Regions from separate parts of the Mus musculus genome. Here regions 1 and 3 are each linked to region 2. Evidence: chromatin loops called from intact Hi-C (ENCODE). Cell type or tissue: heart. All regions are shown on one strand.

Region 1 (5,000 bases), 130 kb after region 2:
CCAGTTCGACCATGGCTCTGGGTCTTTGAGTCCATCCAAAAAGAGCCCTGTGGGTAAGAGTCCACCAGCTACTGGCTCTGCATATGGCTCATCTCAGAAAGAGGAGAGTGCTGCTTCGGGAGGGGCAGCATATTCAAAAAGGTAAGTATCTCGTGTCCCCATCCCCAAGTGGTCCCTAGCCAGCAGCTTAGTTGTAATGATAGCGCCTGAGTTAGTGCTCTGCTTAACAGTAATAGAGTAGCACCTGTTCCCTGAGTTCATTAAAGGCATCACCCGAGGAAGCCTTAGCTTAACTCCAGCTTTCCTGAATACTTATTGTAATACAAGTTTCTTCCGATTAGTCTTCAGTGATGTTTATTCATTTAAAAACTTGCCTTGGATTCTCCCAATCTAAGCTAGAAAATAGTAGAGGTTTGAGGGTCAGCTACCAAAAAAAACATTTCTTTGCTAACATCATGGTCATTGGAGCTATAAGCTTCTAGGATCCACCATCTTGCTATGTTTGATATATATTAGTCCATCTGAAGAAGAGTCACACTGAAGAGAATGAGCAAAATAGGAAAGGCTGAGGTTTAGTCCAGGAGAGCCATTATTTACAAACGCAAGGTGGGTGTATGCCCTAGCAGAAGTTCCACGCTTTGTGATGGGAGAGAGGGTCCTGTTGTCCTGGAGGGAGCATAGTGAATTCAATAAAGAATTGTTTGTAGATTGGATGAAGTCAGAAATTGCAGGAAAGGTGTCGGAACTGTTTTAGTCAAGAGAGACTCAGCAAGAGGTTCTTCTATTCTTCTATTCTTTGCTCTCACTGGGACATTCTCAGGTGCTGCTGTCCCATGGCTCTTTGTTTATTAGTGTTGCTCATTAATTGCCCATAATTACATATGTTCAAAATCTGCAGTTAGGTTGCTTTGTAGTGTATGTTTTAGTCCTTCCAGAACTGAGTGTGTTTGAGTCTAGTCCCTGCTTTCTCCATTAGGAGAATAATGATTTTGCCACCTTCCTTTGTACTCTTTCCCCCATTAATAATTATTTTGTTTTTATGTGTTCACAGTATGTTTCATTATGTAGATCTTCTAGGTGACTTGAAGCAAATTTGAAGTCTCTTTTTGAGACTTGTATTTCCAAATGTGAGTTGTATAAAATCAAAACAGTCCAAGGTTGAACATTCTGTTTGCTTTGCTGAAAGCAGATTTTAAATGAATGAGTGAAAGTTGGGGTAAGACTTTAGTTGTTTTCCCCTTAGACCACATTGCATGCAGGTAAGTAAAAAAAAAAAAAATTCAGTATCCTAAATAACTTGCTCGTCTGGTTTTTTGGTCTTTATAAGGCACAGTTCTACTGACTCTTAAATGCTGAGTTCATAAATTGTTAGAACAGGTAGACAGGTCTGATAAAACTGGAATATAGCTATGAAACCAGAGCAGGAACAGGTGCTGTGATGGAGCAGGACGCTTAGGAGGCCTCCTGTGTGTCTCCCTTGTGTCTTTATAACTAGGTATCTGGAGGAGCAGAAGACTGAGAATGGGAAGGATAAGGAGCAGAAACAAACAAATGCCGATAAGGAGAAGCTGAAGGAGAAAGGGGGCTTCTCTGATGCTGATGTCAAAATGAAATCTGATCCATTTGCTCCCAAGACGGACTCTGAGAAGCCCTTCCGAGGCAGCCAGTCGCCCAAAAGGTATAAGCTTCGGGATGACTTTGAGAAAAAGATGGCTGACTTCCACAAGGAGGAGCTGGATGAGCACGATAAGGACAAAAGTAAGGGAAGGAAGGAACCCGAGTTTGATGATGAGCCCAAATTTATGTCGAAAGTCATAGCCGGTGCAAGCAAAAACCAGGAGGAAGAGAAGTCAGGCAAGTGGGAGAGCCTGCACACAGGGAAGGAAAAGCAGAGGAAGGCAGAGGAAATGGAGGATGAGCCTTTCACAGAGAGATCCCGAAAGGAGGAGCGTGGAGGGTCCAAGAGGAGTGAAAGTGGGCACAGGGGCTTTGTGCCAGAAAAGAATTTCCGGGTGACTGCGTACAAGGCGGTCCAGGAGAAAAGTTCATCGCCGCCCCCAAGGAAGACCTCTGAGAGCCGTGACAAGCTGGGAAGCAAAGGAGACTTTTCCTCAGGGAAGTCTTCCTTTTCCATTACCCGGGAGGCCCAAGTCAATGTCCGGATGGACTCCTTCGATGAGGACCTTGCACGGTGAGGAGCGCTCCTTGTTGACCCTCAGGGCTCTCAGGCCTAAATAGTTTCCTTACCCAGCCTTCCTGAGGATGGAAGTGTTGCTTTGCTGCCACCGTCGGTGCCAGTACCTTTATGTCTGTCCCTGGAGTGCAGATGATTATGGCTTACAGTGATGGTGGCCCCTGAGCATTGTTGGCCTAAAGAATCTTTCAGCCCTTGCTGGCTGCCTCTCTTTGTGTCTGGGAACTTGGAGCGGCCATTCTGGTCTGTTTTCCCTCCAAGCCGACTCCACCCACATTGTTTTACCTATGAAGACACTTGAGAACCGTGTCTCCATTGACGTGGGTCACCAGAATCCGATTATTTTTGCCACCATTAAATAGCAGAAAACTTCAAATTGATGGACTCGGCCTCTTCCGTTCTTCCTCTAACTTCAGGAAAGTATGGTGGAGCCCAGACTGGCTGCTTTTTGACATAGTCTAATCTACCCAGTCAGTTGGAACTCTGCCTGAATGGTGTCCTAGCCACATGTTCCACTCTTGCCCTTTCTGCTTAAGAAGCAAGGAGGGGGCAGACATGCCACAGCATGCACATGAAGGTCAGAGGACATCTTGTGGGAATGAGTTTTTTCTTTTTGCCATATGGGCTCTGGCTTGGTGGCCATTGCCTATACCCACTGAACTATCTCACCAGCCCACTGTTTGCTGCTTTTTGTTGCCTCATTGAATGACCTTCCTAGGCAAGTTAGTTGATCTTTTACAGTATCTTTTTTGTGTGTTAAAACAACTACAGTCACCAAGGTTTAACACTTCCCCACTTGAAGATTCTCAGTGAATTTTGGACCAACCTTTCCTTAGTTGTAATGTGATAGAGAACAAAAGGAACATTTGTGGGCTTAAAACTCCTTGGAAATGCCAGGCAGTTGGTGCTGCACACCTTTAATCCCAGCACTCAGGAGGAAGAGGCAGGTGGATCTTTGAGTCTGAGGCCACCTTGATCTACAGAGCTAGTTCCAGGACAGTCAAGGCTACACAGAAACCCTCTCTCAAAAAACAAAGGAAAAAAAAACAAACAAACCTTGGAACTGTCTCAGAAAGAAAAAAAGGAAGGAGGGGCTGGCAAGATGGCTAACCCTGGTGATCTGGAAGGACAGAAATGACTCCTACAAGTTGTCTTCTGACTTTTACTTGTGTATTCCACACATTTTCATCCTCCCCTCCCTGGCACAAAATAAGAGGAAGCTATGGTTCAGTGTTGGAAGACTCAGATACTTAGTATATACCAGGCCCTGGCTTTGATGCCCAGCATTCTACACCCTCACCCGAGCCTGTAAAGGCTGACCCATTCATGCAGTCCCAGCACTCAGGAGGCTGAGGCAGAACAAATCACAAGTTCACAGCCAGCCTTGATTTACATTGGGGGAAAAAGCTATCTTGAAAGTTAGAACTTCTATTTTTATGGTTAAAGAATTCTGACTTTCTGTATCTCTTGTTACACTGAATCTCCATGTATTTGTTTTTCAGACCTAGTGGTTTATTGGCTCAGGAGCGAAAGCTCTGTCGGGATCTAGTCCATAGCAACAAAAAGGAGCAGGAGTTCCGTTCCATTTTCCAGCACATACAGTCGGCTCAGTCTCAGCGTAGCCCCTCAGAACTGTTTGCTCAGCACATAGTGACCATTGTTCATCATGTTAAAGGTGAGTTGACGTCTGCCTGTTTGTCTTTCTAAAACAGGATGGCTAGGGAATGATGAAACCTCTAGGACCGTTAAAGCTACAGGCTAGGTAAAGGAACAGACTTCTGTAAGAAATTTCCATGTTTTAATAGAGATGAGTGTTTTGAAATGCTAGCAATCTGTAATCATGATAACAAAATTCTCAACACAAAGTATGGAGAGTAACTTTTTAAAGGTTTGTTTTATACTTTTTTATATGTATGTGTCTGGAATGGGAGGTTCCCGTGGAGGCCAGAAGAAGGTGAGCGTTACATTAGGTTTTGAGCTATCTGAGAAGGGTGCTGGAAAGCAAGCGTGTGTCCTCTGGGAGGACTGTAACCTTTCTTTCCCAAGTTCTATTGTTCCCCTGAGAAAATGGAGGTGGGCAGGTTTAGAAATTGCCAAGAGCAATGATTCAGAAAGCTGAACTTGGCTGGTTACAGGCTCAGTCTAGAGTGAAAGTCAAGTAATAATTGGTCCTATACCCCAAACCGAGGTGAGCACCAGGGTCTTTGTCCTGGTATCATGTTCCTAAGATACGGGAGCAAACTAGAAACCCAGCATTGGATTGTTTCTGAACCAGCCACTTTTCTTTCTTTTTCAGTGTATTACTTGGGTTTGAATACTTGTTGTATCTGTGTGGCTACAGGTTCTTGGGAGAGTTGAACCTTGTACCTGCCTTTGGTAGTCTATTAATGCATTTCTTTGATTCTTAACAGAGCATCACTTTGGATCCTCTGGAATGACATTGCATGAACGCTTTACTAAATACCTAAAGAGAGGAAATGAACAAGAAGCAGCTAAAAATAAGAAAAGCCCAGAGATACACAGGTGGGGTCCTCAGCCTGTGATAAAACTCTTGTCATCTGATACTAAACTCGCCTTGATGAGTTCTCTAACGCACTTTGGATCCTAAATTTAGGCTAATATTCTCTAGGGTTCTTGAATATCTTGGACATTTGTATTTGAGGGTGAAAAGGATGCTTTGAAGGCTGTACTCTTATCACATTGGGCCCAGTAAACCTGAAGTTCCTGTAGTAAGAATAAATACTGACTTTTTTTTTTTTTTTTTGGTTTTTCGAGACAGGGTTTCTCTGTGTAGCCCTGGCTGTCC
Region 2 (5,000 bases):
CATTGTTCTTGTACAGGGCTACCCACACATTGGTGCCCTTGACATGCACATGGTATGCAAAGTAGTAGACCCCTCCCACGGGGCAGGTGAAGATGCCAGTGGCTGGGTTGTAGCCGCTGTGGCCATTGTAGAGAGTCCGGTCAAACCTAACCGGCATGCCTGAGGCAGGGAAGGGGGAAGTGAGCACTGCAGTAAAGGCTGGAGTGGCGTGGGCTGACAGCTCACCGAGCCCAAACTGTGGCTTGCCTCCTTTGCCCAGTACAGCTCCCTCCACGCCACCATTGGGCAGATGCAAGCCTGCGATACCAGTCTCATCCAGGGCTCCGGGGGCACCAGGAGGCCCAGGAGGCCCAGGGGGCCCAGGAGGACCTGTGAGTCCTGGGGAGCCAGGGACTCCAGGGGGCCCTGTGGGACCAGCAGAGCCAGGCTCCCCTACTTTTCCCTCTCCAGGAGGCCCTGGAAGGCCCGGTTCACCCTTCAGGCCTGGCAGACCCTGAGGCCCAATAGGGCCAGCTGGGCCCTGGAGCCCTGGGATTCCAGAGGGACCCCTCAAGCCAGGCTGCCCAGGAAGCCCCAAGTCACCTTTCTGTCCTAGGGCTCCTGCCACCCCTGGCCCTCCAGGGCGACCTGTAAAACCTGGCTCACCCTTAGGCCCAGTCGGTCCAGGGGGTCCATGGGCCCCAGGAAGTCCCCTCTCACCAGGGAGCCCAGGCTTCCCAGCCAGGCCATTAGGCCCTTGGTCTCCTCGAATGCCAGGCACTCCTGGGGGACCTCCAGGTCCTACCTCTCCCTTTGACCCAGGGGGCCCACGTCTACCAGGAAGCCCTGCAGACCCAGGAAGGCCAGGTGGACCCCCAAGTCCCTGTGGACCCTGCTCCCCTGGCTTCCCATCCTCTCCTGGCTCACCTCTGTCTCCTAAGAGCCCTGGGGCCCCAACTGGGCCCCTGTCTCCCTTAGGTCCTGGTTTTCCTGGCATCCCATAGCCAACAGGGCCTATCAGGCCAGGGGGGCCCCGGAGCCCTGGCTCTCCTTTAGCCCCTACTGGACCCTGTGGCCCTGGCACCCCTGCTGCCCCTGGTATCCCCACACCATCTACCCCAGGAGGGCCTTTTGGACCCACAGCTCCTGGCTCTCCCCTAGAACCTGGAACCCCAGGGGGGCCAGAATCACCTTTGTCTCCTGGGGCTCCTGGTATCCCATCCAAACCTGGTTTGCCCAAGCCAGCTGGACCGGGCAGCCCAGGGGGCCCAGGGGCACCTGCCTGTCCAGGGGCTCCAGGCAGCCCTGGTTGGCCCACTCCATTATCCCCTTTGAGGCCCCTATCTCCTCGGGGCCCAGGCTCTCCCTGGGGTCCTGGCTCCCCCCTAAATCCTGGAGGCCCTGGAGCCCCCTGGGCACCTGGTTTTCCAGGGACAGTAATACCTGAGGGACCAGGAAGGCCAGGGGGTCCTGGGGGCCCCCGGAGGCCCTGGTCCCCTCGTATCCCTGGCTCCCCCCGTAGCCCTGGCTGCCCTGGTGGTCCAACCTTGCCTGGGAGCCCTGGGGGACCAGCTTTGCCCATTCGGGAGAAGCCAGGGGGGCCAGCAGGGCCTGGCTGTCCATGAACCCCAGGTTTTCCAGTGCCTGGTTTTCCTGGGAAGCCAGGAGGCCCAGGGGGACCCCGAGGTCCCGGCTTCCCAGGGGGACCTGGCTCTCCTTTCAAGTCCATTGGCAGCATCGGTAGAGGCATTTCTGAAAGAGAGAGAAGGGGACAGTCAGAGACCTGGACAATGGAAGCTGGGTACCTCATCTATCCAATCCCCCATGGCAATGTGCAGAGTACTGTGGAGGAACAGAGAATCTGCTCACAGAGAACACTCCCAGAGCTGTCCCCCCATATTGGAGGGCGTCTAGAGCTGTCCCTGTCCCGTTGCTATCCTGGGAACATTGCAGGAGTCCTCATCCAGAACTCCCTGTACCCAACTTCCCAGCCAGGCCTTGCCCAATGAACTTAGAATATTTATGGCTGCAAGACCTGATGGCCATCCCACCACCAGGCGGCGCCAATAACCCGCATTACAGACCAGTCAAGCTGCTTCATTACCTATCTATCTTCCTGCCCGGCCCCACCCCCTTATAAAGACCACCTGCACCAGCCAATCACAGCCAGTTTCAGGCCCTGTAAAGCTGAGAATCCCTGGACCAGTCGAAGTAAGACTAAATGAAGATGGGAAGATCTCAGTTGCACCCTGAGGAGCTGTGGTCTGGAGTGTCTGGAGGGATTTAGGTAAGGGAGGAGCGGTCTTAGATACGGTAGAGTAGGGGAGGCTCTCACCCAAGTACTGGCCTTTGCCCTCTCGGAAAGGCGGTCCCACGGGTCCTTTCTGCATGGGCTGCACATACTTTACCGGGGCATAGCCCGCTGCACCCCCAGCTCCGCCGCCAGAGGACACTCTTGGCCCACACCCCAACAGCAACAGCAGCAGCGAAGGCAGGGGCATCAGAGCCCCCTGCATGGCGTCTGTGGATGGGCTGCAGGGAGAAGAAGAAAGGCTGTCACCAAACCAGCCACCAGGACCACGGGCTCAGATCGTTGTTATTCAAAAGCAAATCTCAAAGTCACTGGTCTGTATGTATTGTCTGCTAAACCTCTTCCAGACCTGACCAGTCTCCCCCAGACGAGGATCAGCGACCAGACAGAACCCTTCTGAGAAGCACCTCGACCCCAGCGCACACCTTGCCAAAGCAAACCTTTTCAAGATGAGGGCCCTGCCACCTATGTGCAGGCCAGCTTCCTGCCAATTACCACCTACCACCGGGGCTCTTCAGAGATGTAAATTCTCATCTCCACACGGGCGTATTGGGGTCACTGCCAACCCCAGCACCCAGATGATATAGGGGAGGCAGGTCTGGGACTTGTCTTGGTTCCTTGCAATTCCCCATCACGCTGATGTCCATCTGGACTCCATACTTGCAGAAGCCAATGCCTTATCTTGAGCCCCTCCTTCCTTTCCTCTCCCTGTAACCTTTACTGTCACCCAGAACTCCTTACAGGACAGCACCCAGGCCCCAGTAGCCTCGTGATTCTGAGCCTCAGTTATCTTCTATTTATCCTTCAAGTCCCTGTCCTCCACAATGCCTTCTGACAGCTACACAGCCCTTCAAGTCCCAGCTACCCACAGCTCTTAGCTGAGCTCAGAGAACAAGGGCTGGGTTCTGCCAGCTTGAATACTATACTCATCAGAGAGGGAGTGTGGGCAAATAGAACAGGGTAATATGTCTACACAAATCTTGTATGCAAATGTCCATGACATTACATTATCCATAGCAGCCCCAGATGAAGGCAAACCTAACTGGGATGCTAGAACAGTATGCACGCTCTCCACACAATGCACTACTTTTTTTTTTTTTAAGTGTCTTTTAAATTACATTTTACTTATGTGTTTGAGAGAGGGGCACATATGAATGTTGCAGTCATCAGACAACTTGCATGAGTCGGTTCTTTCCTTCTGCCATGTAGATCCCGGGGATCAAACTCAAGTCATAAGGCTTCCCAGCAAGTGCCCTTACCTGCTGAGCCACTTGGTGCGTCCAAAAATGTTTTTCTTTTTCTTTTTGGCTTTTTCGAGACAGGGTTGCTCTGTGTAGCTCTGGCTGTCCTGGTACTCACTCTGTAGACCAGGCTGACCTCGAACTCAGAAATCTGCCTGCCTCTGCCTCCTAAGTGCTGGGATTAACAGTATGCACCACCACTGCCCAGCTCCAAAAAATGCTTTTTAAAACCGGGTTTGGCTTAGAGGTTAAGAGCTCTCTTGGCTTCTCTTCCAGAGGACCCTGGTTCAATTCCCAGCAACCAAATCTGTCTCATATCTGTCTGTAACTCCAGATCCAGGGGATCTGACACCTTCGCACAGATACACAGGCCGGCAAAACACCAATGAACATAAAATAAATTTAAAAAAAAACTGGGCATAGCTGGGCATAGAGGCTGGGGAGATAGATGGCTGAGTATTTAGAGCACTGCTCTTCCAGATAACCCGGGTTCCAATCCAAACACCCACGTGTCAGCTCACAACCCTCTGTAACCCCATGTAGGTGACAGAAAGTGGTTTTCTGTTTACTTGTTTCTCTGTGTAGAGCCCTGGCTGTCATGGAAATTAGTATGTAGACCAGGCTGGCCTCAGACTCAGATATGAGTGATAGGATTAAAGGTGTGCACCACCACTGCCCAGCTTCACAAATTCTTCCTTCCTTCCTTCCTTCCTTCCTTCCTTCCTTCCTCCCTCCCTCCCCCTCCCTCCCTCCCTCCCTCCTTCTTTCTTTCTTTCTTTCTTTCTTTCTTTCTTTCTTTCTTTCTTTCTTTCTTTCTTTCTTGTTTTTTTGTTGTTGTTGTTGTTTGTTTTTGTTTTTTGGTTTTTTTTTTGGTTTGGTTTGGTTTGGTAAGTTTGCTTTGGTTTGGTTTCTTTCGAGACAGGGTTTCTCTGTGTAGCCCTGGCTGTCCTGGAACTCACTCTGTAGACCAAGCTGGTCTACAGATTCAGCCTTGAACTCAGAAATCCGCCTGCCTCTGCCTCCCGACTGCCGGGATTAAAGGCGTGTGCCACCATGCCTGGCTCTTTCTTTTTTTTTTTTTTTAATATTTACTTATTATTTTTACAGCGTTCTGCCTACATATATGCCTGCATGCCAGAAGAGAGCGCCAGATCTCTCAGTATAGATGGTTATGTCCCACCATGGGGTTTTACCTGCATGTATGTCTGTGTGAAGGTGTCAGATCTCCTGGACCTGGAGTTACAGACAGATGTGGGTGCTGGGAATTGAACCAGGACCTCTGGAAGAGCATCCAGTGTTCTTAACCTCTGAGCCATCTCTCCAGCTCGTTTCACAAATTCTTTTCATTTTCCCAATCAAAACAGCTGTCTGATGCCTTCAGGAAAAGGTCTCAATTCATGGGCTCCACATCCACATCTCTCCCAGCTTGCTCCCCTCCTTCCTTAGCTCCCTTGCCCAGGCTCAGGACC
Region 3 (5,000 bases), 82 kb after region 2:
AATCAGACCACACAAACAAATATGAAAGTACAACGTGGGGTCAGTGCTGTGAGAGCTCGGAGCAGCAGGGTGTGCCCCAGGAGTCCAGCAGGTTAGCAAGCTAGGCCAGGTGGCTTTCACCTGGGGGGCTGGGTGTTGACTGGCAAGGTCAGCAAGGTGGAAAGGAGAAAGATGGCTCTCTAGGCAAGCAAAGGGCTGTGTGGGAAACAGCTACGTGCCTGTATCCATATGTGCATAAACATGATGGACGCGGTCTGGGGTTTTCCGATGAAAGCAGTACCCACTGCCCAGCAGAAGAGGCACTCTCTATTTGTTGAGTTAGACCCAATTCTTAAGAAGGAGCTTGCAGCCGGGCGTGGTGGCGCACGCCTTTAATCCCAGCACTCGGGAGGCAGAGGCAGGCGGATTTCTGAGTTCGAGGCCAGCCTGGTCTACAAAGTGAGTTCCAGGACAGCCAGGGCTACACAGAGAAACCCTGTCTCAAAAAAAAAAAAAAAAAAAAAAAAAAGGCGCTTGCTATGAGGGGAACCACATAGGTAAGGCCTTGGAAAGCTATGCTTACAAACTTAGGTTTTTATTCTCAGGACTCAGGAACCACTGAAGGCTGTTAAGTAGGGATGGTGACATAAGATTAGAGATTCATTAGAATACTCTTGGACTTCTGGGGGGAAACTGCTCAATAGGGGTTGATTATACACCAGGAGGCAAGAAGGGGTCACCAAGGTTCAGACAAAAAAAAATGTCACAGACCTGACCTGGATGAAAAGAAAATGGGTGGGGGCTGGAGAAATGGCTCAGCAGTTAAGAGCACTGACTGCTCTTCAGAAGGTCCTGAGTTCAAATCCCAGCAACCACATGATGGCTCATTACCATCTGTACAGCCTACAGTGTGTGTGTGTTAAATAAATAAATCTTAAAAAAAAAAAAGGAGAAGAAGAGAAAGTGGGTAACCAATATAGTCAATTGTTGAAGGAACAAGTTATTGGACCAGTGTGCTTTAATTCTAGCACTCAGAGGCAGAGCAGGTGGACCTCTGAATTCAAGACTAGCCTGGTCTACAGAGGGAGTCCGGCCAACTACAGCTACACAGTAAAACCATGTCTGGGGAAAAAAATTAAAAAAAACTCAAAGCAACTGGGCAGTGGTGGCACACATCTTTAGTCGGGATGGAGAGACAGGTTGATCTCTATGCATCCAAGGCCAGCCTGGTCTACAAATTGGGTTCCAGGACAGCCAAGGCACAGAGAAACCCTGTCTGGAAAAACCAAACCAAATAAACCAGATACACTGAGCTGGGGAGATGGTGCTGTTGGCAAAGTACCCATCTTGCAAACATTTAAGTTTGGACCCCACCATTTTGTCTACCCAGCCACCTCACCTGCCCCGGAGATTGTTTTTAAGTGGGCAAAACTTGATGTAGTCCTTAATAGAGGTCCATTAATAACTAAGCAGTATTTCAAACAAATACATAATTACAGCCTTGATAGCCCTGAAGCAGCTAAGTGTGTGGCATTAGAAAAACGAGTAAGAGATCTGACCCCAGTCATGGAGATGAAGCAGGGCATCCCTGAGAAAGGAGCTGGAGCTGAGATCCCCAAGAGTTCCTAGTGCAAAGGTTTGGGGTTTCAGGTAGAGGCAACTCTACAAAGGCCTGTAGTGAATGGGGCCGGGGTAGATGAACCATAGAAAATGAGGGGGGTTGGGTCTCACAGAGATAGGAAGGGCCAGCTCATTCAGGAACCCTGCCACCGAGGAATCTAATGTTTATTGCAAGCACACTGGAAGCACCGTGGGGTGGTTCATACCCGTGATCCCACAATCCCAGCACTAGTCATTCAGGCAGAAGAATTGCGAACTTGAGACCAGCTCTGACTATTCAGTGAGACTCTGTTTAAAGAACCAAAAAAGTAATAAACAAAACCCCAGGAGGTGGGGACAGCAAGATGACTCATCAGTGAACCCAGGAACCCCTCTAAAAGTACAGGGAAAGAATAGACTCTACAAAGTTGCAACTGACTTCCCCATGTGTGTCTCCCCACCCCCAACGCACACACAAATAACAATAACTTATTTAATAAAAGGAGCGGTAAGGGAGCTACTGGGACAGGTTCATCAGGTAGGGGATGTAACCAGGTTATCACGACTGTCACCTGGAAAAGGTATTGAAGGAAGAGTGGCAGTGGAACTTGCTGTAGAAATGGGTCCTAGTGACGAGATGCTGGGGACTTGGCTCACTGCGTGGTGGAAACCAAGAGATGGACAGAGTACACAGAAAAGCTCATTGGTCATGGGAAATGGAAAAAGGATCAACGACAACGACAATTCCAAACCTTCTAGGTCCAATCCAATCCCACAGACACTGGTATTCGTGTACAAGGAACGGTGGAAAGGACTTAAGGAGACCCACAGAAGTGTCACACAGAGAACTGTACAGAACTTGAGCTCAGGAGATGGGTTTAACCCATAGCCAGGGAGAGTGGGCAGCGCAGCGGTACATCTTAGAGGCATCTGCGGCAGAAGCCCGAGGGTGGCTCCCCTGGCACAGTGGGCCTTTTCCGGGAAGTCCTGGGGCAAAGGCTGCTTCCAATGAACTGGCTGGACCTGAAAGGAGGCTGGCTCAAGGTCTGATTTCCTGGTTTCCTTGCCAGAAAACTTAGGAATGTCCGGTCTATTCAAGACTCCGAGCGTCTCTGAGGAGATGGGAGGTGGAGGCAGGGGCCCACCCCATCCAGAGAAACCTCCTTTTCCCTAATGCTGCCCTTTTCCCAACAGGGTCAGAAAAGGCAGAGCCAGGAGGCCACAAAACGTTCTTGGCTCCTCCTCCAGCCGCCAACGTTCCTGAACCCTGGCTCTCTTACAACACCTCCCTCAACCCCTACACACTCTTTCTGTACCAAGATACCCTAGGCTCGCTAGTCCCCTGAGACGCTCTCAAAAGAGCATTCGCGGTGACTAACCCCTTGCCGGATACCCCGACCTCTCCATTAACGGGCATCTGTCTCCCCCTGGTGGTCAAATGAGCATGTACAGATGGAAGAATTGACACTGGCTCCCAGCTTTTTGCCAGGATATTTTAGACTGGTACCCTGATTTTGTTGGCTTCTATTTCCTCACCTGCAGATTGGGGCTTTGTGATGGAATGAAGCCATCGTATCGTTGATCTAACATATAGAAATGTTGACAGTCAGTCTGAGTGTGATGGTACACGCCTTCAACCTCGTAATTTGGGAAGTAAAGGGTGCAAGATGAGCCTCTGCTGCTCGAGTGAGTTCAAGGCCCTCCTGGACCGCGTGTGTCCTTGTTAGTCATGAAGCCTGTCCTCGGCTTTGGAGATCATGACATCCTCAACCCCTCTGTATTCCCCACCGTTCCCGAAATCACTCTGCTTTGGGGCAGACATACTATGATGTCCCAATTGACTAGGGCATTGAGCGTGAACCTGTTATTGTAGCACCAGTGGCAGACCTGGGCAAGAAGTATTCTAGGATGGAAAAGAAAAATAGTTATGCAGATTCGAGAGAGGAGATTGTCACGGGAGGCCTCCTATTGGAGCCCAAGAAGGCGATCCTACCACCTTTACTTCCCAAATTACAAGGTTCTAGGCCTGTACCTTGGGTGATGGCTTGACTGTTTCCTGGGGGCAGCTCCAGCCAGCCAGTTCTGGTCCACAGTTTTCAGGACAGATCCAAAAGAGCTAGGAGGTACCTCCCAAGGATAAGATCCCCGGCAAAGTCAGCCCTGGGTGTGGGTGCTAAAAGTATATGATTTGTGAATACTTGAGAACACACACAAGGGGCTGGAGAGGTGACTCAGTGGTTAAAACCATGGGCTGCTCTTTCAGAGTACCTGGGTTCAATTCCCAGCACCCACATGACAGCTTACAACTGTCTGTAACTCCACTTTCAGGGCTTCTGACACCCTTACACAGACATATATGCAGGCAAAACACCAATGAACATAAAAATAAATTATATATATATATATTTTTAAGACTTATTTATTATATGTAAATACACTGTAGCTGTCTTCAGACACACCAGAAGAGGGCATCAGATCCCATTACAGATGGTTATGAGCCACTATGTGGTTGCTGGGAATTGAACTCAGGACCTCTGGAAAAGCAGTCAGTGCTCTTAACTGCTGAGCCATCTCTCCAGCCCAATAAATTATATTTTTAAAAAACCACCTTGGACTGGAGAGATGGCTCAGTGGTTAAGAGCACTGACTGCTCTTCCAGAGGTCCTGAGGTCAAGTCCCAGCAACCACATAGTGGCTCATAACCATCTGTAATGGGATCTGATGCCCTCTTCTGGTGCATCTGAAGACAGCTACAGTGTATTTACATATAATAAATAAATAACTCTTAAAAAAAAAAAACTAAAAAAAAAAAAACAAACCACCTCATTATTGCTAGTAAGTCTGGCTCTACAGGACACCTCTGGCGTCCTCAGGAGTATACACATAAACACACACAAATATTTTATAGAAAAGAACATATATAAAAATAAATGTTGCTTTTCTTTTTTGATGATTTCCTTGAAGTAACATGTTAAGCAGTGTCAGGGTTGTTGTTATTGTTTTTTGGTTTTCTTGGGGGGGTGTTGGTGGTGTTTTTGTTTTGTTTTGTTTTGTTGTTGTTGTTTTTCAAAACAGGGTTTCTCTGTGTAGCCCTGGCTGTCCTGGAACTCACTCTGTAGACCAGGCTGGCCTCGAACTCAGAAATTCACCTGCCTCTGCCTCCCAAGTGCTGCACTTTAAGTGATTAAAGGCATTCGCCACCACTGCCCAGCATTGTTTGGTTTTTGTTTGTTTTGTTTCGTTCATTTTTTTTTTTTTAATTTATTTATTTATTATATGTAAGTACACTGTAGCTGTCCTCAGACACTCCAGAAGAGGGAGTCAGACCTCGTTAGGGATGGTTGTGAGCCACCATGTGGTTGCTGGGATTTGAACTCCTGACCTTTGGAAGAGCAGTCGGGTGCTCTTACCCACTGAGCCAT

The links. Peaks named below come from ENCODE experiments on the same cell type or tissue, not always from the same donor. Only the 100,000 strongest peaks of a DNase experiment are listed, where the experiment ranks them.
Region 1: it touches region 2 in a loop (3-fold over the local background); 7 of 42 quality-filtered maps call a loop at or near these places.
Region 3: it touches region 2 in a loop (5-fold over the local background); 38 of 42 quality-filtered maps call a loop at or near these places.

The regions. Positions count from the first base shown.
Region 1 is chr4:126,175,053-126,180,052 of GRCm38, reverse strand. Thrap3 (thyroid hormone receptor associated protein 3) reads left to right here. Exons shown (of 12, transcript NM_001356455.1): 4 at 1-141; 5 at 1,496-2,191; 6 at 3,697-3,869; 7 at 4,606-4,717. Among named protein-coding and RNA genes, the nearest start is that of Sh3d21, 14 kb to the right of the region's middle. In heart, no CTCF peak of the experiment used is centred here; no DNase peak of the experiment used is centred here.
Region 2 is chr4:126,307,111-126,312,110 of GRCm38, reverse strand. Col8a2 (collagen, type VIII, alpha 2) reads right to left here. Exons shown (of 4, transcript NM_199473.2): 3 at 2,315-2,511; 4 at 1-1,731. The coding sequence starts at 2,495. Among named protein-coding and RNA genes, the nearest start is that of Adprhl2, 12 kb to the left of the region's middle. In heart, a CTCF peak has its summit at 2,037 (motif pointing right); DNase peaks (open chromatin) are centred at 380, 1,580, 2,030, 2,360 and 1 weaker place; H3K4me3 peaks cover 647 bases; H3K27ac peaks cover 589 bases; H3K27me3 peaks cover 1,481 bases.
Region 3 is chr4:126,225,158-126,230,157 of GRCm38, reverse strand. No RefSeq gene overlaps it. Among named protein-coding and RNA genes, the nearest start is that of Thrap3, 25 kb to the right of the region's middle. In heart, a CTCF peak has its summit at 3,013 (motif pointing left); DNase peaks (open chromatin) are centred at 2,627 and 2,757; H3K4me3 peaks cover 885 bases; H3K27ac peaks cover 870 bases.